5 separate regions of the Mus musculus genome follow, and all the other regions are linked to region 3. A link is a loop called in an ENCODE intact Hi-C map of the cell type or tissue named here. Cell type or tissue: heart. All regions are shown on one strand.

Evidence for each region. A loop is a pair of places that touch in the nucleus more often than their neighbours do. Peaks named below come from ENCODE experiments on the same cell type or tissue, not always from the same donor. Only the 100,000 strongest peaks of a DNase experiment are listed, where the experiment ranks them.
Region 1: a loop joins it to region 3, with 1.9 times the contacts of the local background. A loop is called at or near these places in 6 of 42 quality-filtered maps.
Region 2: a loop joins it to region 3, with 2.2 times the contacts of the local background. A loop is called at or near these places in 9 of 42 quality-filtered maps.
Region 4: it touches region 3 in a loop (3-fold over the local background); 11 of 42 quality-filtered maps call a loop at or near these places.
Region 5: it touches region 3 in a loop (2.7-fold over the local background); 6 of 42 quality-filtered maps call a loop at or near these places.

The regions. Positions count from the first base shown.
Region 1 is chr17:73,192,319-73,197,318 of GRCm38, forward strand. Lclat1 (lysocardiolipin acyltransferase 1) reads left to right here. Exons shown (of 6, transcript NM_001177967.1): 5 at 4,361-4,477. It also overlaps the pseudogene Gm25406. Among named protein-coding and RNA genes, the nearest start is that of E330032C10Rik, 56 kb to the right of the region's middle. In heart, a CTCF peak has its summit at 4,015 (motif pointing left); a DNase peak (open chromatin) is centred at 2,433.
Region 2 is chr17:73,085,849-73,090,848 of GRCm38, forward strand. No RefSeq gene overlaps it. Among named protein-coding and RNA genes, the nearest start is that of Gm41616, 3.8 kb to the left of the region's middle. In heart, a CTCF peak has its summit at 2,134 (motif pointing right); no DNase peak of the experiment used is centred here; H3K27ac peaks cover 1,860 bases.
Region 3 is chr17:72,914,419-72,919,418 of GRCm38, forward strand. Lbh (limb-bud and heart) reads left to right here and starts at 3,887. Exons shown (of 3, transcript NM_029999.4): 1 at 3,887-4,160. The coding sequence starts at 4,135. Gm30375 (predicted gene, 30375) reads right to left here and starts at 3,737. Exons shown (of 2, transcript NR_168598.1): 1 at 1,930-3,737; 2 at 326-915. In heart, CTCF peaks have their summits at 2,912, 3,527 (motif pointing left) and 4,977; DNase peaks (open chromatin) are centred at 2,963, 3,843 and 4,933; H3K4me3 peaks cover 2,301 bases; H3K27ac peaks cover 2,848 bases.
Region 4 is chr17:72,970,809-72,975,808 of GRCm38, forward strand. No RefSeq gene overlaps it. Among named protein-coding and RNA genes, the nearest start is that of Gm23649, 14 kb to the right of the region's middle. In heart, no CTCF peak of the experiment used is centred here; a DNase peak (open chromatin) is centred at 2,523; H3K27ac peaks cover 759 bases.
Region 5 is chr17:73,020,432-73,025,431 of GRCm38, forward strand. It overlaps Gm30420 (a long non-coding RNA gene), which reads right to left and starts at 3,718. Exons shown (of 2, transcript XR_385745.3): 1 at 1,532-3,718; 2 at 1-867. RefSeq lists an enhancer at 1,732-3,720. In heart, no CTCF peak of the experiment used is centred here; DNase peaks (open chromatin) are centred at 2,280 and 3,160; H3K4me3 peaks cover 749 bases; H3K27ac peaks cover 3,875 bases.

The DNA.
Region 1 (5,000 bases), 280 kb after region 3:
GCCAGCAAGCTCTTGTTGGCTTCTGCAATAGTGTCTGAGTTTGGTAGTTGTTTATAGAGTGGATCCCCAGGTGGGGCAGTCTCTGGATGGTCAGGCTGTAGACCAGGCTAGCCTCAAACTCATAAATCCACCTCCCTCTGCCTCCCAAGTGCTGGGATTAAAGGCGTGCACCACCACTGCTGGGCTAAAACCCTAGTCAAACATTTTATATTCTGATTTAAGTTCTGAATCTAGTTTGCTTGCATACTTTTAAATTAGTATGTTTCATGGCTTTCTATACGTTTTGTCTGTGTATACTATTATTGTTTATAACATCTTGTTAAGGGAAGAAGTATATATTGGGAAATTATAAAGCACAGAAGTAGACAGACATAGAGGCTGCTGTAATTCCATAGTCCCTGAATGAACACGATTTGAATTTTTAGTTCATTTTGCTCATCATTTAGTCACAGATTCTTACATACATGCTCACATTCTTAGAAATATACGTGCACATACATACCAGCTCCTTTATAACCTTAAAACCAGCAAAGAGAACATGTGTTTTGTGCCCATTTTATTTCTTACTTACATTGTAATCTTTCATATCTTTGGACCTTTGAGCTGATTGTGCAGTTTATATTATGTATTCGGGTTTTTAAAGAAAGAAATATTTAAGGAGAGAGCATGGTGTGCTTTAAGGGAGTGGTTTTTGAAACAGCAGACCTTGCAAGTTCAGATTGGGCCAGTGGTAGTCCTGGGAAGAGCAGCAGTTGAAACCTAAAAGTGGACTACATCATCTTCTGTGTAGTGCAGTTAAGGATACCCTTGTTTCTAAGACAGTTGATTTACATGAAACCCAGTCACATTGTGCAGTAAGTAGTCTGCCCTACTACTCTACCAATTGGAATAGCAATCCTATCAAAAAGTACCTTTACCAGAATCTCTAGAATAAAAGTTTGTACCATCCTAGTTTCTTTTCTGATGTTGTGATAAACATCTTAACTGAAAGCAGGTTAGTGGAGAACTGGGTTTACATCGCCTTACACTCCCAGGTCACAGTCCATCTCTGTGTGGAAGGCAAGGCAGGAACTTGAAACAGCTGGTCACATCCAAAGTTAGCAGGGGAAATAAATTCACCCTTGCTTGCTTGCTTGCTTGCTTGCTTGCTTGCTCTTAGCTAGCTTTCTTCTCTTTTACATTTTTCATGATCCCAACTATAGGAAACGATGCCACCCAAAGTAGGTGACAGTCCCTGGGATATGCCCACTGATCAAGATTAAGACTCTTTAAAAGTGCTTCCAGGTTGTGACAGGTTGACAGTTAAAGCCTGGCGCATGCAGCCTTGTCAGGTTGACATAAAATTTGCCATAACACTTGTTTAGTTCTGTCTGATTTGGAAAGGAAAACTATTTTCAGATTTTAACAATGAAATTCCATAGAATTTGATACTCTTGAACATAAAATTTCTTTATTTAACAAATATTCCAGTGTTTTGAAATTTCATATACAAAATTAATTCCCTTCCATGAAGCTTGTTATATGAAGAAAGAGATAATCAGCTACTAAGAATCCATACAGTTGTCATAAGAGTTGGTATAGAAAAATAAAACACTTGCCCCTAGAGGTATTGTGGGCGTGGCTGCTGTGTCACATGTGTGTCAGGAGGTGGCAGAGAGGGGAGAGGCTGTGAGTGTTCTGACTTACAAACCTAACATTTCCTGGGAAAGGTGAATCTAAGACGACCATCAGTTTGGCATCAGGCTCCCAGGATATGGAACAAGCCAGAGACTAGAAGAATTCCACCTGAGACCACAGCCCTGGGCAGAAGCAAGCCTGGTCCAAGGTCCAAGGATTTAAATTGGCGGACCCCAACATCTATCCCATTAATAAACTGCTGGAGTGTGTGAAGAGGCCGGTCTTATAGATCCCAAACTACAGGATGTCCATGAGACAGGGCAACAACAGGATATCTGGGAGGAGTCTCAGTGAGGTTCCAATACTGATAGAGTAGCAGAAGCCAGAGGCCTCGTGGCAGACCGACTCATTGCAAGGAACATTTGCAAGAAGTGTGGACAAAAGGAAATACTGTGGGACATACTGTGACACACAGCTTCCACAAGAGTTTTATCTGGGGGTCGTATTGCAAGCATGGAAGGTGGGCACGAGGGAAGGGGGAGATGAATGGGATTGGGGTCCATGATGTGAAATTCATAAAGAGCCAATAAAAAGCTAAAAATTTTTTAAAGGGGAAAAGATAAGGCAGGATGGGAAGACAGTAAAAGAAGGAAGCAGGGTGCTAGCCTCTAAGGTGGTCAGGACCAGCCTCTCTGAAGTTTCGGGTAAGTAGGAACTGTGTGTATGAGGTAGAAGACTTCATCTGCAGCAGAAGGCGTGGGTAGCTGAGGAGCAGCTGCACAAGCTGAGGTTGCAACATGCCCAGTTGGCTTGAGAAGCTCAGAGTGGCCAGCGGTCCCATGGGTGTGGGTGGAAGGAGTGGGAGGCTGCAGGGAATGAGCTGACAGGAGGCTGTGGTTGGAAAATGGGATGCCAGTGCAGTTACTAATAATGATGGTCTGGGAAGGGGTGGGTGAAGTGAGGGGCGGAACATCACCACACTGATTTGTCCCATAGTGTGTCCCAAACCGTACATTTTAGCGTTGTGTATATTTGTCTCCACATCTACATCAGACTTGATTTTCACGTGAAAACCCTCAGAGTCACTGATCCTGACAACAAGCTGATGAGAGGTCGCATCTCTCCGATGTCTCTGGGCTCCTTGTCCCCTTTAAGGTCTGCAGCTAGTTGCAACAGAAATGCTGCCACTAGTCTGCTCGTGCCCAGGACATTCACAGCAGATGCAGAATAGCTTACTGATTTCCATGTCCAAGGTCTCTCCTTGTATTGTTGGGAGAGCTGTGGGCATTTGACTCAGTGCCTCTGATAGAAATGACACAGCCCCTTCTGTAAGATTATCTACTGGATATTGTGTTGTGGGATACATCTGTGGTTGCTGGAGGGCTAGAGAACTCACTGATCTTAAATTTACTCCTAGGAAAGTTGTGTTTATATAGATAAATTTTTTTGTACTAGTCTGTAAATTTCCAAACAGAGCTGAGAATTACATGTCCTAACATTTGCTGTCATCAGAAGATATTTCATGATCTCTACTAGTCAAGGCCAAATTTTTGAACACTTTATTTTCCAGTTGTATTTGCTGAGTAACGAGTTTGGTTCTTCTTGGAATTTGTAAAGTGACCTCATGGAATGGAAAAAGAAGTTATTGCCAACAATTGGAACATATACTTGTCTCTGTAACTATATTCAGCCAAATCATGTTCAGATGTGTGTACATGATGTGCTAATCATGTGTCTATTTTGCTGTGCAGTGGTCTGGGTAATATTAGCCACTCTGTGCTTGAGCAAGGCAGGTATTTTATTTTGCTTTCAAAGCCCAAATTATTGGATTAAAAAAAATGTTGATTTGATTGCTAGTTATTTCTTCAGGGTGTTTAGATTTTGTATTTTGTTAATTTTTCATGTTATTAGTCTTTTACGTTTAAATTGTTCTTATGTCAGGATTTTATGATTCTTAGTGCTGCTTGGGATTGAACCTAAGGGGCCTTGCACGTGGCAGACAAGTGACATTGAACATCCCCACCTCACATAAAGATGGTCTTTAGTGAAAACTTTAGCTAATTAGTTTTTTGTTTTTATATCTCAATTTTCATTTCATATCAGTTTTTTTTAAGCCACCTAAGTAATTTTAAAGTTGGGATATAAATTTAAGGATATTAAGGCTTATTCATAACGTAAATTTACATCTGTCTCTATCAACCTATATACCTACCTACCTACCTACCTACCTACCCACCCCCCCACCCAGCCAACTTCAGATATTTGTAAGGGATTATCTCAAATGTTTGCATTGTGGGCTGGATAAATGGCCCAGTGGTTAAGAGCATTTGATATTCTTGTAGAGGACCTGATTTGGGGCCTAAATCTGTAACTCCAGTTCCAGAGGATCTGATGCCCTCTTCTGGCCTCCTTGGACACTGCACACTGTCACACAGACATGCAGGCAAAGCACTCATACACATACTCAGAATGTTTGCGTTGTCTTTGTATACTGTGTAACAACAGAAAAGTGCCTTCTGGGCATATGCAGGGTCTCACAGTGTAGTGGCTAGCCTGGAATTCACTGTGTACACTAAGCTGGTCATGAACTCCTGTAAATCTGCCTGTCTCTGCCTCCCGAATTCTGTGATTGAAGGTGTCACCATCATACCTGGTCATAAGTGTTATTTTTGTACAAGAAGTGCTTAATGTTTTTCCTTAGCTTTTACCTTATGGCTCCTAACAGTCTATTCTTTTTGTCTAGAAAATAATAAGGCTAGGAGTAATGATTTTGCTGAGAAGAACGGACTTCAGAAATATGAGTATGTTTTACACCCAAGAACCACTGGCTTTACCTTTGTGGTGGACCGCCTAAGAGAAGGTAAGTTCTGATCTTAAAATGTGTGGTTTGAAATAAATGTGACACAAATCGCTGAGCTGTGTATGTATATCTGACGTGTAGTGAGCCATATGAATCCAATGACCTGTGACAAATAGTCACCTTCCTCTTCTAAATGTTTCATGTCATAAAATTGCCTGTGCCTAACATGAAAGGCCTTGAAACCTCAAGTAAGAGAAAGTGTCTTTCCTTAAATGGCATCACTGTTCTTTGAGTCTGATGTGTTTTAAGATACAAACTATAATTTGCTAAAATGGAGCCTTTTACATCGAAGTACCGTGATTTTGAAGAAATATTTGCTACCAGCCTAGAATCACATTGGGATGGTAAGACCAAACCTGTCTATGGTCAGTTTGGGTTATTTTTGAAATTCTGTGATTATAACTACTAAGATGTGGTCTGTGGTCTTGACTTTTGCGTTGCCAATGCCTACTGCACACCTCTGCCATCAGCTTGTAGAAGCTTGTAAAGGTGGAAGTCTTTGTCTCTGTATCTGTGCAGAATG
Region 2 (5,000 bases), 170 kb after region 3:
ACAGTCCAGTTTCCTCATCTGGACAATGGACATAAAAAGAGCATTCTTTGTAACATTAAAAGAATGGTTATATATGTATTACCACAAAGCTATTGCCTGGGTGATCAGAAATTGTTCAATAGCCATTGTCACGATGATGGTGATGATGAGAAGAAGAAAGGTTCTTGTTTATTTTCAGGGGAAGGGAGATGGTTGGGGCAAGGGGCTAAAAGGCGTGTTTGCAAATGTCTCCTTTGCCCAACCGTAAATCTTTCCTTCTCCCTCAGTGTGCAAATAGAAAGTGCTACATATACTTTGTGGTCACCCAGTATATATTCACTGGTGATGGAGATACTGCTTTGGTCATTCTGGGATAGTATAGCCATGGGCCACCGACTGGGAGTCAGAATCTAGAAGGTAGGAATAAAAGCATCAGATTCAAGGTCTGTGCTAGGAAGCCATGGCCCAGAGTGTGAAGATCCGAAGAAGAGGTGATAGTTCAAAGCTGAAAGCACCAGTCACGTATCTGGGTTTCAAGTCTGTGCCACCTCTCATGTCTGATTTTCAAGGCTTGAAAAGGCCAATTCTATTTCTATTTAATCTAACCCTGTTGAGGCTCAACAACTAATTCCTATGCCTCCTCACGCGTGAATTGCCAAGTTGCGGTCAGCGGAAGCAAAGGTTCTCTGAGACTTTTGCTAGAGCTTTAACTTGATTCTCCCGGTCAGCCCTGGGATTAGGGGTCCCCATAAGCCCACATCCTCTCAGGGATATAGGATACGTTCATGTTAAAGGAAAGTTGAGTTCTTTTGCTTCCCTTTTTGCTTGTTGTTCCCACAAGTGCCCTCTTCCAAGCGTCTGTTTGTCTTCATTCCTGTCTCATTGTCTCTCCTTCCCTCCAGCCACACTCGGTTCTACGGTGTGTGTGTGTGTGTGTGTGTGTGTGTGTGTACACACGTGCGCATGCGCACGGGCATTTGCATAGTCTCCCACATGTCCTTGCCAATCTCAGTAACTAAAAAAAAAAATAAACCTTTTATTCTTTTTTATTGGATTGCTTCATCCTTTATTACTGCTTTGCCCCGGTCATCGAAATGCCATAAGGAAACCTGGGTATGGTACCCTGGCAGCCAACACAGAAAATTAATAGGTCACTCTCCAAGGTCTCTTTCCAAGCAGTTGTCAGTGATCTCTGCCTACTTTGAAAAGCTTGGCTTTATTGCTCCCCCCTTTTTTCCCCTGCCCTTTGGCCAACCTGTGCTTTGCTGTCACTAGATTCCCCGTTCCCCCTCAGACTCTACCTGAGAGGCCCCTTTCAAGTCGGGCCCCAATATGTGACTGTCACGAGTTGCTGCTTGGCTGAGTTCCTGCCCGCCTGCTCTTAGACAGAAACCTTTGATAAGCTGACTTCTTTTTTTTTCTTGCAATTTCACAGCATACCCGCTGAAGCTTTTATCTCTGTGGCTGAGCCCAGGCAATAACTATTCCGCCTTTGCTATCTCGGTTCTGAGCTGTCTGTCTCCCTCGGAGGACACTCCTCTGCCCACTATCTCAGTCTTCCATCTTTTCATCACTGGATAAAAACGCTTTGTTTATGTTCCATTCTCTGTCTCATGTTCAGAGTCTGTCTGATAGGATTTCCAGGTTTTGTTTTTTGTGTGCTTCTAAATCTGATGGGACAGGAGAGAGCTGTTTGGTGTTTTCCTTATCAATGGAGAGGACTCGGAGTGATGGAGCCTGGCCACAGCTTGCTCTCCGTTGCTCCTTTGATTTGATTATCAGGAGCAATGCAGGACACTCTGGTTCCTTACACTTGAAATTGGCTACGGCTCCAACCTGTGGGCTCCTTCCTATTTGAGCACATCTCTTGGGCCCTGAGGGCTAAATCTCAGACAGTACCTTTGGACTCACAGCATCATGTCAGAACTCAAAGTCCTAATCACAGCTTTCTCGTCTCCATGGCAATGTTCCAACACAGGCAAGAACCTTCCATCTCATAAATCAAAATTAAAGTGATGGGTAAATTTCTTTCTTTCTTTCTTTTTTTTTTTTAAAAGATTTACTTATTTTATTTATGAGTACACTGTCACTGTTTTCAGACACACCAGAAGAGGACATCAGATCCTATTACTGATGGTTGTGAGCCACCATGTGGTTGCTGGGAATTGAATCCAGAACCTCTGGAAGAGCAGTCAGTGCTCTTAACTGCTGAGCCATCTCACCAGGCCGGATGGGTAAATTTTTAAAAAATATCTTTTATATATTTATTTTTATTGATATTTGTCTACATGTATATCTCCATACCTCATGTATCTTCAATGACTACAGAGACTGGAAAAGGGTGTCTAATCCTCTAGGACTGGAGTTACAGATAGTTTGTGAGCTGCCAAGTGGGTTCTGGGAATCAAACGTGGGTCCTCTGATAAAGGAATCATTGTTCTTAACCACTGAGCCATCTCTCCATCAGTCCAAATGATGGTAAATATTGTGATAGCTACCCCGTATCTGCTCTTCTTCCTCAATCTCTGGGAATGGGGACATAGGTTGTACTTCCTATGTACCAGTAACTTTAAGGAAAAATATTAATATTTAATGTTTGTATTCGACCTGCTCTATAAAGAATCCCATTTCACTATGAAAAGTTTCTGTTTCTGTGACTGTCTTGTGGCCATTATAATCTGTAATGGTCAGACTTTGGTTCATACACAAATGTGAAGTTATGGAAACACAGAAAGACACTGGCTCATAAGACTGGTTATGGTTTACATGGGGAGTGAGTCAATTTACCTAAGAGGAAGACAGGAGAGTGCTGTGTATCTGAGTTTAGGGACGTGAACAGGAATAAAGGAATATGAGGGAAGGCACTTCTGAAATAGTTAGTCTGGAAGACAACGGTGTGTGGATAGCTGACTGGACAGACAGAGGATACAGTACACTAGGCAGGAATGGGAGACCATCAGCTTGCTAGAAGCTGAGTGTATTCTCATCTGGATGTAGTTCAAAGAACCCTTCCGACACACAGAAGAGCCGCATAAAGTTTTCAGTAGTGTTTGAACACTCAACCTTAAATTATGTTCAGACGACCAAACGTGACATTTGACAGAGTCTCCAGGTTTAAAAAGGAGTCCAAAGATTAGAGGTGGAAATTCGGAAAACAAACAGACAAACAACAAAAAAGCCAGGAAGACACCAGATCTCTAAACAAGAACAAGTGCAGTGAAATGAACGCACTATAAGAACAGATATCTTTAAAATTTTTGAACGGTAGGACCAGATAGAATAAAATCATATTAATAAAAATCACATTGATAAAACTTTGGGCTTGGGATTAAAAAGTTCAGTTACTAAAGGGCTTGCCTAGAAGTCACGAACCCCTGGGTTCAATACCCAGCACCATGGAAACTAGGCATGATCACACAGACCTGTAATCTCAGCATGTGAGAGACAGAGACAGGAGGCTTAGAGTCTAGGGTCAGCCTCAGCTAAATAGGGAGCTTGATGCCAGCCACGGCTGCACTCAAACAAGCCAACAACAACAGAGCCAGGTTAACGGAACTCCTCTAGAAATGTAAACAGTTTAGTAGACAATGAAATACAAGCATCAGCAATAGCTTCAACCATACAGGTCTAGTGCCTAATAACAAGAATCCCAGTCAATAGACTACTCATGTATAGTTAACAGGATACAGCATGTTTACTTAGATTTGAGTTTCTGACAATGAAATAAATTAGGATAAATAACATATTTGCAGTAAGAACAGGCTCATAGTCACAATAAAAAAGTTATTTGTTTGGTGACACATATAATCTCAGCACTTGGGAGGATTGCCAGTTCAGGGCTATCATGGTTTACATAAAAATTCTGGGCTAACTTGTGCTATATGGCAAGATTTTTACCTTTTAAAACACCACTTTTTGATTATCTGAGATTCGCATGGAACTGTGCACCCTGTATCGTATCTACCAGCCTTGCCAGAATGGAGGGAACAGACACATTAATGGGAAGGAAATTATTAAACAACAACAACAAAATAAAACAATAAAAAAAATCAACAAAACTTCCACAAATTAAAGAACCTAAACACCCAGGTTTTAAAAGGTTCTATTAAATAGGCAGAGAAGTTGGGTTTTTTTTGTTTGTTTGGTTTGGTTTGGTTTTGGTTTTGGTTTTTAAAATAAGGACCAAAAGGATGGCAACGGGTTTCTTAACAGTTGATTAAGTTTTACAAAATGTGGTGAGAAAAATAATGCTGCATTCAGAAATGCAAAATTCACAAAGCTCACCTCTCACATGTCATTTGTTGGGAAATTTACTCTATCAACTTTAAAAGTAAATGAATGCAGCTAGGTGAGTGAAATACTTAATTAGCATGAAAAAAAGCTGTAGGATGGATCATCGCTAGCAGTAAACAAAACCAGGAGTGGGGTGTATGCCTCCAACCCCAGAAGTTATGAGCTAAGGCAGGAGGATCAGGAGCTCCAGGCCATCCTTGGCTACACAATGAGTTTAAGGCTAGCCTAAGCTACATGAGAACTCTTCTCAACGTAATTGATAAGTCATTTCTGCGCCGGTGAAATGAGCCAATTGGAGATAGATTATATTAAATGCGGGTTTATTGAGAAGCTCCTTGCAGGTGAGTTTACTTGGCCCCAAGGACTGAGGCCAGGGGAGTTGCCATGGCAAGGTAGAGACAGGGGAGGGGGAAGAGATAGAAAGAAAGGAAGAAAGGAAGGAAGGAAGGAAGGAAGGAAGGAAGGAAGGAAGGAAAGAAAGAACACGTTTGGAGAGGGAGGGAGAGAGAGAGAGAGAGAGAGAGAGAGAGCCAAAATGTCTGCATTATATAAGGAAGAGCCTCTGGGGGGAAGGGCAGCCCAGTCCCTGGACTGGAAAGTTTAAGGTTGGAGACAGGGTGTGCCAGGTAGGGACTGAGAGATGCTGGGAGAACCTGGGAGCCAGATCTGCTTTGACATGTAAAATATGCACCTCAGTCCCTTGTCCCAAAGCAAAATAAAACAACAAC
Region 3 (5,000 bases):
AGAGGACCAGTTTCACCACTACTGGCTCAACTCAAGTGCAATATTGTCCTTGGCAAAACAAAAGGAGACCTAATGTGAGACACATCTTTAGATGAATTTAGATGGGGACTTCTTAATAAGATGAATAGTTAGATACATGTCTCTTATATACAAAGTTACCACCAAGATAACTCTAATAAGATTCTAAGTTCAGCTGGCCAGGGTGACTCATACCTACAATTCCCAGCACTCAGGAGCGGAAGTAGGACTGCTGCAAGTTCGAGGCTAGCCTGAGTGATACCCTTTCTCCAAACAAACAAACAAACAAGCAAAAAACAAAGCAATATTTCCACACTATTTTGTATGTGTATATTTGTACATATATCACTACGTATGCATATCTTAAGTTCTTTACCCTTAAAAATTAAAAAAAAAAAAAAGATTTTACCCAAAGGAGAAAAGGAGCTAAGACTAGACTGGTGCAACATTGGAAAGCAAAATAATTCTAATTATATCTAGATTTTTAAATTCAAGCTGAATTGCAGTTCAACCCTTTGGTCCCTTGGACAAAGGTGGATGGAGAAGCCGGTGCCGAGGGTTCAGTGCACACACTAGGAGATGCTCCGTGAATGCTGGTTGATGGCTTGAGGTGAGTTAGCGAGCCCAGGTCTCATCTTATCTCTGCACTGTGGCGTGATCACGGAAAGAACGCTTGCCCAGTGGTCTGACAGGGAGGTTTCCATCTACATCACTATCAGCCTGGCGACCTTGAATGTGCCATCTAATCTGTGAAGTGTCTTCTCACCTGTAAAACGAGGAACCTGGAATCCACTATTTGGAAGGGCTCTTTCGGCTCTAAGGTTCTGGGGCTTGAAGTCACTTCATTTGCTGGCATTTCTGTTTCTTCATTTAATCCAAGGCAGGGATGGTAGAAATCTGTCTCAGAGCAAAGAGAAGAAACGTTAAGTGTGTGCCTTAAAGGCTCCTGTATCTTTTGGTTGGTTTGTTTTAGATTTTGAGACAGGGTTTCTCAGTGTAGCCCTTGCTGTCCTGAAACTTTCTCTGTAGACCAGGATGGCCTCGAACTCACAGAGATCTGCCTGCCTCTCTGTCTTAGTCAGGGTTTCTATTCCTGCACAAATATCATGACCAAGAAGCAAGTTGGGGAGGAAAGGGTTTATTCAGCTTACAATTCCATACTGCTGTTTATCTCCAAGGATGTCAGGACTGGAACTCAAGCAGGTCAGGGAGCAGGAGCTGATGCAGAGGCCATGGAGGGATATTCTTTACTGGCTTGCTCAGCCTGCTGCTCTCTTATAGAACCAAGACCACCAGCCCAGAGATGGTCCCACCCACAAGGGGCCTTTCCCCCTTGATCACTAATTGAGAAAATCCCTTACAGTTGGATCTCACGGAGGCATTTCCTCAACTGAAGCTCTTTTTTCTGTGATAACTCCAACTGTGTCAAGTTGACACGAAACTAGCCAGTACACTCTCTCTGCCTCATGACTGCTGGGATTAAAGGTGTGCACTGCCACTGTCTGCCCAATCTCCTGTATCTTAAAGGAACGAGGAAATGCAGAGATGTGAAGGACTGGACAGAAGCTGAGTGTGCCTAAACCCGGAGTTCCAGTCCCAGTCCAGCCTTGTCTAACTGTGGCAAGTTCCCTAATTTACTTCAGCACGGTTTGTACATCTGTAAACTGGGCTCTGTAAACTGTTAGGCTATGCCGTTTAATCTCATTCCACTCGGTTAAAAGCCAACACAGTGACAATGTTTCGAAAAAACACGTAGCTCCTTGTGAGGAGCCACATAGATGTAGTAGCATTGAGAATTGGCGTAGTGTAGATCTGGGAGCCACGATCCAAGGCTGACTTTCTGCTCTAATTTTCTGACAGCTGAAATTGAGCTGAAGTATTCATTCATACACTCTCCCAAAAAGTACTCACCCGACACTAACTCGGTGTCCTCCAATGTAGGCCATTTTCCACGAGGCCAGGTTGTTATTCTAGAGGGAGACTTTTCTTCACATCCTCTTCCCCAAAAGGGCTGATTGATTTCCGTGGTGTGAGGAGGTGGTGAGAGGGTTTGATAGGTAATAATCACAAATATGTAACATGCATGTGTCTGTGACAGGTCACGATGGTACCATCCATTGCCTTTCATCTCAGGTCTTGTGAGGGATTGTATGGGCAAACATGGGAGAAGGTTTTCTTCTGCTAACCCAAGGGTCTGCCTCAGGGCCCACCCTCAGAGGGTTTCCAGGAAAGCTCGGTCTAGAATCTAGATCTCTAGACTTTGGCTTCTCTTTGGCTCCCCAGGTGACAATATGCCACATGTCAGCCAATGGCACTGAGATACTTTCCCATTCTATTAAAAGGCTCAGGCTGCCCCTCCATTAATAACACACCACGGACCATCTTCCCTTGGCCCCTGTTCATAAAGCCCCACCCTCCGCCAGACCCCTGTCACCTGGTCAGAAGCAGAAGCGAATAGTCCTGAAGAGCACAAACAGCGCTTCATTTGTCTCAAGGGGGTAAGGACAGCCTCCTGCGTTTTTCTGATTACAGGGCTTATGAAATACGGCTCTTTTAGGACGCTCCAGTTTTTACTCAGGATGTATATAGGTACGCATAGTTGGGAAAGCAGTTATTGCAAAGTTGCTCTTAGAAAGAGTAGATGCTGAAAATTATGAGGTCCTCTTTCTCAACATCCGCGTGGCCCCTGCTACTGAAAACTCGTCTCTTGATGCCAGCAGCTTTTTGCTGGATATAACCAGTACGCTTTTCTTTCAGGGTGCAGACTTATTTTAAATCACATTTAATTGTGTTTAGTTTTCGACCACGGCTCTCCCTTTCCCCAGTCCCTTTATGCACATAGGTCAAGGTTAGGAAGCTGTTTTACAAGAGTAATTGAAACAGAGGCCACAGCGGGGCAGCGCTGGGTACTGAGTCAGACTCCGTTCTTCCTGGCTGTAGGGGCTGCACAGCAGTTTAGTCTCCAAGATAGACACCGGAACTGCAATTCCTGGGCTATGAAGGAGTCAGTCTCTCAACTCTGTGTTTTCTATCAGATGGGCTCTGGGAGCTAAGGCTAGCCGGGTGTACTTGTATTCCGCTCGTTCTCCTCACCCTCTACTCCCAATGCAAACCGTATATGCTACTCTGTGTGTGTGTGTGTGTGTGTGTGTGTGCACACGCAAGCGCGCTCGCGCAACGGAAAAACCCTAGTAAGACACCACATCCTTTCTCCCACAAACAGAACCCTCCATGGACTCCAGGACCGCAGACTTTTAGAAAGCCAACAATGCCCCCTCCGGCATGGGTGCCTCCAGCCCCGCAGCTGTGCAGCCTTCTTTCCCATCTTTTCCTTTTTCCCCCGGCCCCGCCACGATCGGGATGCCACAGGCGATAATGTCCAAGAGAGGCCTACTTTGCATGGATGACCAGTGAAGGGTCCTGAGATGTGGAAGTCACAGAGAACCCGACAGCGGGCGCTCGGATGGAAGAATGGCGCCCTCCCCCGGCGATCTGTCTCTTCCCGCGTGGGCCCCCATTCCTTCCTCACGCCCACCCATCCCCGTAGCCCTTAGAGTCCCTGTGTTCAGAGAGGGGGCTGCGGACGCTGCGGATTTATGGTCAGGAAGCTGCGTTGACATTGAACTCCAGCTCGGGAACACGCGTGTGTGTCAACGGTGGGGAGGGGGGCGGGCTCGTAGCTGCTGGGAGCCAGCTCAGGCAGGGTGCAGAGCCCGGCTGGTCCCCGCCGCCGCCCGCGGGAGCTATGAGCGCTGAAGCCATTCATGATTTTGGTGACGTTATTCTAAGAGTGGGCGAGGAGAGGCGGGGCCGCTCGCCGACAAGCCCCGCCCCTCCCTTATAAATGCTGCTTCCCGGGCTCTTTGTGGGACCCGGAGATCGGTGGAGAGCGGAGAGCTTGGTCTGCACTGCCTACGCCGTTGGCAGCGAGGCTGTCTCCGGAAGGCGGACCGGCGCTAGCCCAGTACCCGCTCTCGGCTGCCCGCTGCTCTCCTCTGCGCCCCTGCCAATCTCATTCAGGACTCAGTGACTGGTTTTTTTTTGTTTGTTTGTTTGTTTTGTTTTGTTTTGTTTTTCTTAATCACAAGGGCGTGGGTCAGCCTCCCCTAGGACTTCATGTCTGTATATTTCCCCATTCACTGGTGAGTATCCTGCGCCTTTGGCGGCCGCCAGTTTAACCCGGGTGGCTGCGCAGCCCGGCAGCCTCCTAGTGCCGGCTCCGGGTACGAGGCCGGAGAGTGGCACGGACACCCAGTGCGGGTTAACCCGCCAGCCTCAGCCCCTGCAGGAGTCGACGTCAAGGTTGCAAAGCTGGAGGTTGGGGGAGGCGGTGCTGAGAGCATCCAGACAAAGGAAGTGAACTCGGAACCTTCACTTAAGTGGCGGCCAGAGGGCGTGGATATGGTGGCGTTGGGTGGGGAGAACCTGGGGTCCCACCTGAAGCCCCCTAAGGAAACCCTGTCCGCTGAGGGCCACAGGAGATGAGTCCTGCTTGGTGCAGGGGGCTCCGGTTTCCCGGGCCCCTCCCCTTCTCCTTTTTGTTTGCACGCAAGTCTCGGCGTCGAGGATGGCTGCAGAGGGGCCGAGCTGGTGCAGCCGCTGGGTTTGCAGAGCTTCTGGGGGAGGGAGGATGCTGGGGAGACGCTCTCCGCACAAACAAGCCACAAGCATCAGGGTGCAAACTACACCCTCACAACCCCTGCCCTCTCCGTTGTCCCTTAAATCCAACGCGCCTTTGTGGAGGGCCGGGGCTAGGAAGGAGCAAGCTCTCCCAGTGCCAGATTGGAAGAAGCCGGCCACTGCTGAGTCGGGGGCTGCAGAGATTTGCCTGCAGCCGGGGAAGATCGGGTGTGGAGGATCAGAGCCGAGAAGGATGGGGGACAGGCCCCTAGCTGCTGGGACGTGCGCGCCAGCTGCTTCTTCCTTCCTGCTGTGGTGTAGAGGAGGGGCGCTACAGGGAGGCGAGCACCCGTGGTCCTGGA
Region 4 (5,000 bases), 56 kb after region 3:
TCCTGCTGCTGGGACACTGTGGTCCATGTGGGAGAGTGGGATGCTCTGATTCATCATCCACAAATTGCAGTGTCTGTTCACGCTGGCAGCTCAGTGGCTGGATTTGGTGTCCATATTAGGCAGAAGGGAGGGACACGCTCCGGGGCTGTGTAATCCATCAGTGGGTGATCCATTTGCACCTGCTGCATCACCACCGCTGATGACTTCAATCAGCTAAGACAGCCAAGAGAAAAGAGGGAATGTGTGGGCAAAACACTGAGTCATTGCGCATATCTGTTCTCTGAACACACAAAAAATGCCCACCATGTGCGTCCTGGGCAACTTCTGTGCCCAGTTCCCACATAAACATCCTCCCCCACCTCCTCTTTGTGACTCCTGTTCTCTGATCTCCCAGCATTCTTGAAAGCCTAGGTCTTTATTCATCCTTGAGGGCTCAGCCGTTTGCTGGGTTTAGTTTAAAGGAAGGTGGACAGAGAAGAAGGAAGCAGTTAAACCCACTTTGAAACAGCCCCAGGGCTCAGATCCTAATTGCATGGTTAACCTCATCTTGCATTTCCTGATGAAATGGTGATGGTATTTATTTTGAATAGTCTTTGCCAACCCAGAGGACATGTTTTCAAAAGCACCCAGTATGCACCCTTACGTGTGCTTGCTTTGTAGTGACATCAGGTACTCTGAAGTTTTTCCTCACAGGCAATCCTTACAATAACCCTAAGGAATAATTACCTTTATTTTACAGGTGAAGACACTAAGACACAATAGAGAAAGTCGTCCAGGTCCCACCCAAGGCAAAGAAGTAGAAGACGATGAATCTTCCCTCATTCTAAAATACTAGCTAGAAAACTCATATCCAGTACTTCTCAAGAAACGGTGGTCTCTGAGCCGGCAGCAGTTCCATGTGAGAAGATACAGATAGTGCATTGTCTAAGCCCAGCCCAGAGCTACAGACCAGGAAATACCCTCCAAAGATGAGCATAAGCATTATGGTTTGATGACCACCTCCCCCGACCCCTGCTGGGATGCAGAGTCAAGCCTGAGACACACCACCTTGGGAGATGATACCCAGATGCATTAGATTGTATGTTCAGTTATCTGCTAGATAGCAGGCACTCTGTGTGTTGCTATCTCTTAGGTTTGGTTTTCCTATCCCACTCTAAGAGAAATGTGGTCCCTTTGCACAGCTAGTGTTGTCAGACTAGAAGGCCATGCTCCCCACGGTACCTATAAGTGGCTTTGTCACCGCAGTCCATGGCATGGATCCCAAGTCTCTCGCCCCACCATCCATCTAGTCCCCTATCAGACCCTTTGCTCTCAAACTGGCAGTCCCAGTAACATTGGTCTGAGCTGTGAAGGGTAGTTCTAGTCCTCAAGTCAGCCCTTGGTCAGAGGCTAGACCCAAGTCAACTTCTTTGGAGTTGCTCTTGATCCCCTTTTAACTGGAGATGCTCCCCAACCTTCATGGGTGAGTCCTGGCCCAACACCCCACTCTTAACACTGAGAACCCATCTAGTGCTCCTTTGGTTTAGATCTTGTATGGGTTCCCAACCCCCTCAAGTACCCAGACCACACTCCAGAACTCACATTCCCTGCCAGTCTTAGACATCTGGGTCACCAGGTCCCATCAGTTTCATGGTCAAAACAGAGAGTCTACTCCTGACTCTGAGTCTCCTCTGCTCTCTGTGTCCCGTAGTGTTGAACCTAGCCATGTTTATCCCAAACCCTGTTTTACTCCCTCCAGGTCTAGAAGAGGCTCCTGTACTGTTGGAGCTTCTATTGCTGTGAAGAGACACCATGACCATAGCAACCCTTAAAAAGGAAAGCATTTAATTGAGGGTAGCTTAGGTTTCAGAGGTTTACTCCACTATAGTCATGGTGGGAAGCATGGCAGCACACAGGCAGACACAATACTGGGGAGGTAGCTGAGAGTCTACATGTGGATTAACATGCAACAGAAAGAGAGAGAGAGTTTGAGCCTGACTTGGGCATTTGAAACTTCAGCACCCACATCTAGTGACACACTTCCTCCAACAAGACCACATCTAATCTCTCTCGAGTAACACTGCTCTGTAATGGCCACACATTCAAATATATGAACCTATGGGGGCTAGTCATACTCAAACATGCACCATTACAGACTTATAGACTGGAAACAGATTGAAGTCCCTCTTGCTCCTACACATCCTCATCCCATCATACAGAGCACTGAAGAATATTATACCCAGGCCCTTCCCATTTATCTACTACGCTTGTGGCCCTGACTCTCCCTCATACAGAGCTTCCATGGATCTATTCTCTTAGGTGTTTTTGTCATGGTGACATGGGCTCAGAGTCAAGGCTGAGTCAGCCTGCATGGAAGTCAAGACCATGTATGCGAACTGAGAAGCTGAGCCAGATGGCCTGAGAGTCAACTCGGAATGGAATGTATTGGGTTCATTTTGCAGTTTGGAGCAGATATTTTTGGATCGTTGCTTATCACCCGATGAAAGACATTTTTAAATGTTCTATATATGCCCAAGCCAGGGAAGTAATGAGTTCTTTGCCTGAAGCTGAACAAGTCAGAACTCAGAGCAGCAGAAGAGGCCAACCACTTGGTCTCAGTAGCCCAGGTGAGGCAGGGATATGGCTTTGGAGAAAGCTTAGCCATTGGCCAGTGAAACCAGCTGTAAGCCTGAGAGGGTGGGGAAGGGTGTGGCTTCCTGACTCCAAAGGACTTAAGTTAGAAGTGGGACTTTTGTCTTTTCCTATCTGCTGAAATTAGCCAATTTACTTAAACACCCATCTTCAAGACTCTTGAAGTACTGTGTATTTCCTGGAAGAAGATTTTACCCCTTTTATTGGATTGCTAGGAGCATTCACTAATCCTATGTGTCTGATGAGTAGGATGGTACCTGGCATGACTGCTGCTTGCCCATTCTTCTCCCCACCATGGCTGTTGCACTGCTCCCTCAATTCTACTGTACATTTGGGGTGATTTGAATCCCTAGAGAAAAATGAGAACGCACAGCAGAATGATCTGAAATCCAGGAAGAGAACTGTCGTCGTATCATAGTGACCCTTTTGGCTTGTCAGTAATATCAGGCCAGATGCTCTTATAAGGAGATTGACCTGGGCAGACCGAGCACCAGATGTTTGGAAATGCTGCTGTGACCCATATTGTCTGCTTGGTACAGCCTTGAAGAGCCCAAGGAAGGACCTGCAGAGAAACCATAGCTCAGATCCTTGGATGAATGGAAACTACAGGACAGGTTGAAATGAAAGCTACAAGCTCACATATAGGGCAACTTTGTCTTCAGGATTAGAGCACTCTAGATCAAGTCTAGATCTATGCCTTCCCTGCTACAGGTACCTACACATAGGTCTTCATAAATGAATGAACAATCTATTCTTTCTTCCAAGTATCCAATGGACTCTGTGATGGATAGTGAGGAAATCCAAGTGATTTAGCAATACAAAACTTTACCAACAATATGTGTTTTAAACTATATAGTAGAAGTTGGGTTCTTTTTTTCCCCTGCATGTACAGTCCTGAGTTTTATTCAATGTATAACAGGTTCTAAAAGCACGGCCATTAACAAAACAAAGAATGATTGCAACAGCATAGAGAAGATATTTTTACCACTCCCTGGCCTTCAGACCCTCCCTTCATTCCCAACCACTGGTCACCAGGAATTCATGTCCCTATAATGTTGCTTTTTCTATAAAGTAGAATCATATAGCATTACCTCATGGCTTATTTCACCTAACATCATGCTCCTGAAATTTATTTATTCACTGAGATTCACTCATTCATTAAGATGTAGTCATTCTCTGAGATCCACTTTATGAGAAATAACCAAGCTAGTTTCCATCATTGCTATGCTAGAGTTTTATTCCCATATTAGAGCATGAGAGTTCCAGTATGTATCAATAGTTTGTTACTCTTTATGAAAAAAAAATGAGTATTCCAGGGAAGGAATGTGTCAGAGAGCACTTATGAAGAGACATTTGGCTTAGATCCGGCTTTTGGCGATTACTAATACTCTATAGATTACTCAATGGGTTTTTATGTGACAATGCTTTTATTCCTTTAATGTAAACATCTTGAGGTGGGATGGTTTTATTGCATCGTAAGCATACATTTAACTTTGTGGGACGTGATCAATCTATTTTCCATAATGAATGTGCTGTTTTGCCCGCCCCCCACCCATTTGTCTGGGAGTGATTCAGCTGCTTCACATCCTCGCCAGCACTTGGTGCAGAGTCAGTGTCTTAACAGGGATGGGATGGTACCTCATTCTGGTTTGAATAGGGATTTTCTTAATGACTTACAGTGTTGAGCATCTCTGTTTGCTGCCTTGTTTGTTCGTCCATCCCTATTTTCTAAGCTTTTACCGGTTTAAAAATTGTAGTCATTTCTGCTCTCATGTTTGTTTGTTTAAATACCTATTCCCTGAAATATATGTCTATTGTCTGATGTGTGATCTGAAGATATTTTCACAAATCTGTAGGGGTTTCCCCTCATTGCCTTTAATACTTCTGTAACAGAAATCAAAGTGTGTTATTTAGATAAAATCCAATTTGTTGTTTTCTATGGATCATGAGTTGGTTGCCATGTTTAACAACTCTCTGACTAACATAGACTCAAAAGGATCTTCTCCTCTGTTCTTCTCAGAAACTTTTATAGTTCTCCATTTCACATTTAGGTCTACGATTGACTGTTGGTTCACTTATGAATAGAGTATAGGGTGTATATTGAGTTTTATTGCTCTGCATAGGATGCCTAGTTTCAAAACCATTTATTGAAAGAATTATTCTTTCCCCTGTGGAGTCATCATCGTATATGTCAAAAAACCATCTGGCAATGTCTATCGGAGTCTAATTCTTCACTCTCTTTTCTATACATCCTTCCATCAACACCCCACTATCTTTTACTGTGAATAGTGAGTCTCCAAAATACCTCTGCTTCAAAACGGGTCCAGCTCTACATTCCCATAGAAATGTGGTGTATCTGCCTATATCTG
Region 5 (5,000 bases), 110 kb after region 3:
CACTGATAGGGTAAGATTGCTGCTACTGAACTGGAAAGACAGCCATGCCTGGGATACCCCATCCTATCAGGAAATGAGATCGCTCTCACCAGGTGGCAGAAGGTGGTGTTTTGATTTAAAGAATCTGGCAGAGGGCTCTTCAGTCACAGACAGCTGGAAGATGAGTTCAGACACACCTTTTCCCCTCCATGTGTCTTTACTATATAAACAGATGATTGGCTAAAGCCCTTGTATAACTACCCTAATCCACTACCTGTGTTTATTTCCAACATGGTGGAATTAGTTGAGCCTTTCACTTTTTGGGTGTCTGCTATTTTGTTATTTATCCTTTTCATAACATTCATTGTCATACTTTACTCATAAAACATAATGAATTTTAAAATGCTGCTATAAATATTTGCAGAGCACCGGCTACCTCTGCTTCCGAGCACAATTTAATGAATATATCGGCCTTTTAGAAAACGATGTTGAGGTTACTATAACCTGGGTCCTTTGTCTTCTCTTCTCTGTAGTAGTAACCTCCTTAGTTCTGGTAAGGTTACCCCTCACCTTCTCACCCAGAAGCTTTGAGGCCCTCTTGGCCCTTCTATGATCTGTATCACTTTCCCATCTAAAGGGCCCCAGTCTTTCTCCCAGCCCATCTGTGTGCAGATGCTCTCGCAGCTGTAGGCATAGCAGAGGCTCAGCTGTCTGACCCTTGTTCCACACCAGGGAGATAGATGGCTGTTGCTTCCTTTCCACGAAGGATTAGGTAGCAGGTTTAAAGCATACTTGTGCTGGAGAAGCTTTGTGGTTTGGATCCAGAAAATGGGTCCCAGCTCAGGCTCTCCTCACTCCAAGAATGACACATTAAAAGACTGAGGCTTTCTGCAAAGAAAATAAAATGGCTTCAATGTACAGGGTTCAAGTCCATAGGGTTAGGGGTCAAGTCCATGGGGCAGCCCCTTGGCTTCTTTACACTATTTGCAATGACCCTGCTCCTTTGCCCAGTTTGGCATCCAGACATGCAGAATGTCAACACTATGGAGTCACATCACATAACCATCATGTGGGCAGTTGGGTTGCCAAGCTACCTAGTGAGCATCTACCCCAGGAGCTAGGAGACCTCCATCTATCTGATTCAGTCTACCTCCCACACTGTTAGCAGGTGTCTGGTGCACAACAAAGTCACTCAAAATGAGGTGATCACCTCCTTATACCTGCTGGTCAGCCTTGAGGTGAGAACGTTCATCAGGGTCTCCGACCTGATACCTTCTGAAGGAAGGGGTGAGGATGATCCTGACCCCATGATGTCTTTTCTTATAAATTGGCTTAGCAATGTAATGATTAAGCTTGGCTATTAACTCGAGACTTAGAACCATCCTGGAAACAAACCTCTGTCCATGTCTGTGAAATATTTTCCCACATTATGTCAGTTGAGGTAGGAAGCCACACCCACCCATCCCCACACTAAACATAGGTGGTATCATTCCACAAGCTGAGATTGTGGGCTGAATATGAAGCAGAAAAGGAACTGAACACCAACACTCACCTCCCTCCATGTCCTTAACTACAGGTACAATGTGACCAGTTGTCTCAAGTTCCTGTCGCCATAGCTTCCTCACCAAGGTGGAAGGTACTCTGAGAGTGTGAACTGAAATCAACCTTTCTTCTTTACATTTTTTTTTTTTGGCTTGGTATTTTGTTGCAGTGACCAAAAAAAAAAAAAAAAAAAAAGATAGCTAAGACAAGAAAATTGCACTGTATGAGGCTTCCCAGGTGTGGAAACTGTAGACACCCCCAATAACTATTAGGATCAGATTTCCAGGTTCGGTTCCATTATTCAAACATCCACTTTTTTTTTCACCCAGCCCATATTTTGACCCCACCTGCTCCTTTACCTGTAATGAGAAATTAACTGTTTCATCATGGGAGTGATCATCTAGATTATTAGGCTAGAGGTCACCAGAATGTGCCACAATTCTAACTCCTTGCAAGCCAGAAGGACTTGGAGGCCTGGTGCTGAACTGGGAAGGTGTCATGTTCCCTGTGAGGCTCAGCTGGAAGGTCTAGAGCTCTTGGGTACCAATCCTACCATGGTCATGGGAATCTGAACTATGAAGCCACTGGCCAGAGGACAAGGCCCTGGGCTCAAATCACGTTATAGCATTGCTGGAAACCTGGCTCCTTGTAGCCCTAGAAAGTGTGAGGGCTTAGCTCCTAAGAGAGATTGCTGGCGTTGACAGCTGGGGGCCAGGGCTCTGAGGCCACTTGCTATATAGGAGCCAGTGTTTCTAAGTGTGCATGAGGCGCCTTCCCCATGGTGGGGGCTCTGGATTGGCAGACATCTACATTGGGCCCCACAGAGGGCTCCTGTCTGTGTCAGAGCCATCTCGCGACACCTGCACGCCTATCAGCTTGAGCTGAGTGCTTCTAGAGTGTGGACAGGGCCAGAGGGAAACCAGCCGCTCCTGGCTCCCTGCCAGGCAGCTCACGGCCCAGAGGAGCCTGAAAGTCATGAGAGACTTGCTCTCACCCTGCAACCATCTCCAGCTGGGTCAGGGTGCACGCTCAGAGCCAGGTGGGCTGAGTGCCCAGCTAAGTGAGCACTGAGGGCAAGTGACTTAACTCCTTGAGTTTCAGCCTTGTTACCTGCAGGGCAATGGTGTCACCTCCACCCTTGCTGCAGGGCTGTGTTAGAGACGTCCCAAAGGATACAGCATCATTCCATAGGAGAGGAGAGAACAGAAAAGACAGGAAAGGAGAGGAGAGAGAGAAACGGAGAGGGTAGGGAGGAGAGAGAGAAGGCCAAGTTGTTTTCATTTGCAGAGCTTACTGCTCTAGCCAAATATCACCTTTAAATACTATTGACACGACAGAGCCTAGCTCGCTAGCTTAGAGTTGAATTTTTGTTCTGTTTTTAAATCTAAAATTGTGGAACACATCTCCTTGAACACTTTGTCTACTAGCCCTGTCCTCCCTGTCTGCGAGGTTCAAGCTTGGAGCTAGCCCAGGACTGCCAAGGTCAAGAGATGACTTCCTCGGGCCCCAGAAAAGAACACTTGAACAGGGGGAGCCGATGGCTGCTTTAAAAAGCCAGCTGTAGTGGGAAGGGAACACCTGCTACACAGAACTTCCTGTTCCTTGGCTGTCCCCTGCTCTCTTTGCACTCTTAAGTGTGTGTGCAGTGTGTATACATGTGAGTATTTGCATCTGTGTCTCCTGCCTAGGTGCTGCCTGAGGTAGCCGGCACAGCCTCAGTGGGGAAGCCTTCCTGATCTGGCTGCAGCTAAAACACTTTTTCGGGTTTGAAGTTACTTCCACCTAAAATAACCAAATAATTGAGGTCAGAATGGGTGGTCCTTTCTGCTCGAATTACCCACAGAATTACCTCATTTTCCCATTGCCTTTGTGTATAAGCCAAAGCATTAATACCATCCAGGTCAAAGAACAGGCTAGAAATAAGCCACACAAATAAAGAGAGGGCTTCCCAGCCCAGCCTCCCCATGGGTGGCGAGCGTCACCTTGTATTTGATAACAGTATTTTTCAAGTAACTGGTATGTGCTGGCCCGGAGACTGTGCTGTGTGTTGGGAGTACTGTGAAGATGAGGGAAACGTGATTTTGTACAGCTGAAGCTCAGATTTTAGTCAAAAGTAAAAAAAAAAAGTCAAAAGACAAAAGTCAGTAAAGTAACAAATACAATGGTTATAAATTATAGTGAGGGTTATAATGAAGCCAAGAATAAATAAATAAATAAATAAATAAATAAATAAATAGAGAGAGAGAGAGAGAGAAAGAAAGAAAGAAAGAAAGAAAGAAAGAAAGAAAGAAAGAAAGAAATGTTTATTCTAAGCAACTGTGGGTAGTGGCATATGTGTGTGTGTGACACACACACACAGGCACACTCATAAAAGGGAGGAAGGAAGGAAGGAAGGAAGGAAGGGAGGGAGGAAGGGAAGAAGGGAGGGAGGGAGGGAGGGAGGAAGGAGGGGAGGAAGGGAGAAAGATAGGAAGGGAGATAAAGAGGGGGAGAGCAGAGAAGGAAGATAGATAAATGAGGAGGTGAGGAGAGGAGAGGAGAGGAGAGGAAGGCGAGGGAGGGAAAGAGGCATGATGAGAGAAAGATGAAGCAGGGAGACGACAAGATGGGGAAACCTCATGAAGTATGAATCACCAGCCCACGGAGCCAGGACAGGAGAAGGTACACAGCGGTGGGAGGCACACCGAGTCCTTTACATACAAGCTGTTCACTGGGGTGCAGGCAGAAAACAGCACTGGGTTCCAGAGAGCCTGAGCTTGTTCATGGATAGAGCCAGACCGGTAGAGACCGCCTACCCAGGACACAGTCCCTGGCCTGCCTCTAACACGGGAGCTGCCACCCTTGGCTAAGATAGCTTTTTGGTTTTTGAAATGGCTGAAGACAGAAAAAGGTGATGATTACACAGGTGTTTTGGTCACCAAGGACCTTGAAACCAGATGAACAGTGGAACAACTTTTCGTTTGTTTTGTCTAGCCTCATAGGATAAGAAAATGGCGGCACTGGGACACCGCAAAGTTGCGCAGCTGATTTTGTAGGGAGCCGGGAGTTCCCATATCCACCCCTAAGGTTTGTCTTCTCTTAATGCAATACCCAGGTCAGTAGAGGGTTTAGAGCTCTTTGTTTCAGACTCTGGATTTCAATCAGGACTGGCTTGGGAGACACTACCGGTGGCTCTTTCAAAAGGAAGAAAGAAGTTCAAATCACAGAAGTTCTGGGCATCAGAGGCTGTTAACCAAGCCCCTTCTTATGGATGGACAGACTCAAAAATCTATATAATCTAGATGGTCCCAGGCCATAGAATGGGATAGTGACAACACCAAGGGAAAGAAGGAAGGACGTGGCTTCAAACTGTGGGTGCAAGCCGGGCATGGTGGCGTACGCCTTTAATCCCAACACTCAGGAGGCAGAGGCAGGAGGATTTCTGAGTTCGAGGCCAGCCTGGTCTACAAAGTGAGTTCCAGGACAGCCAGGGCTATACA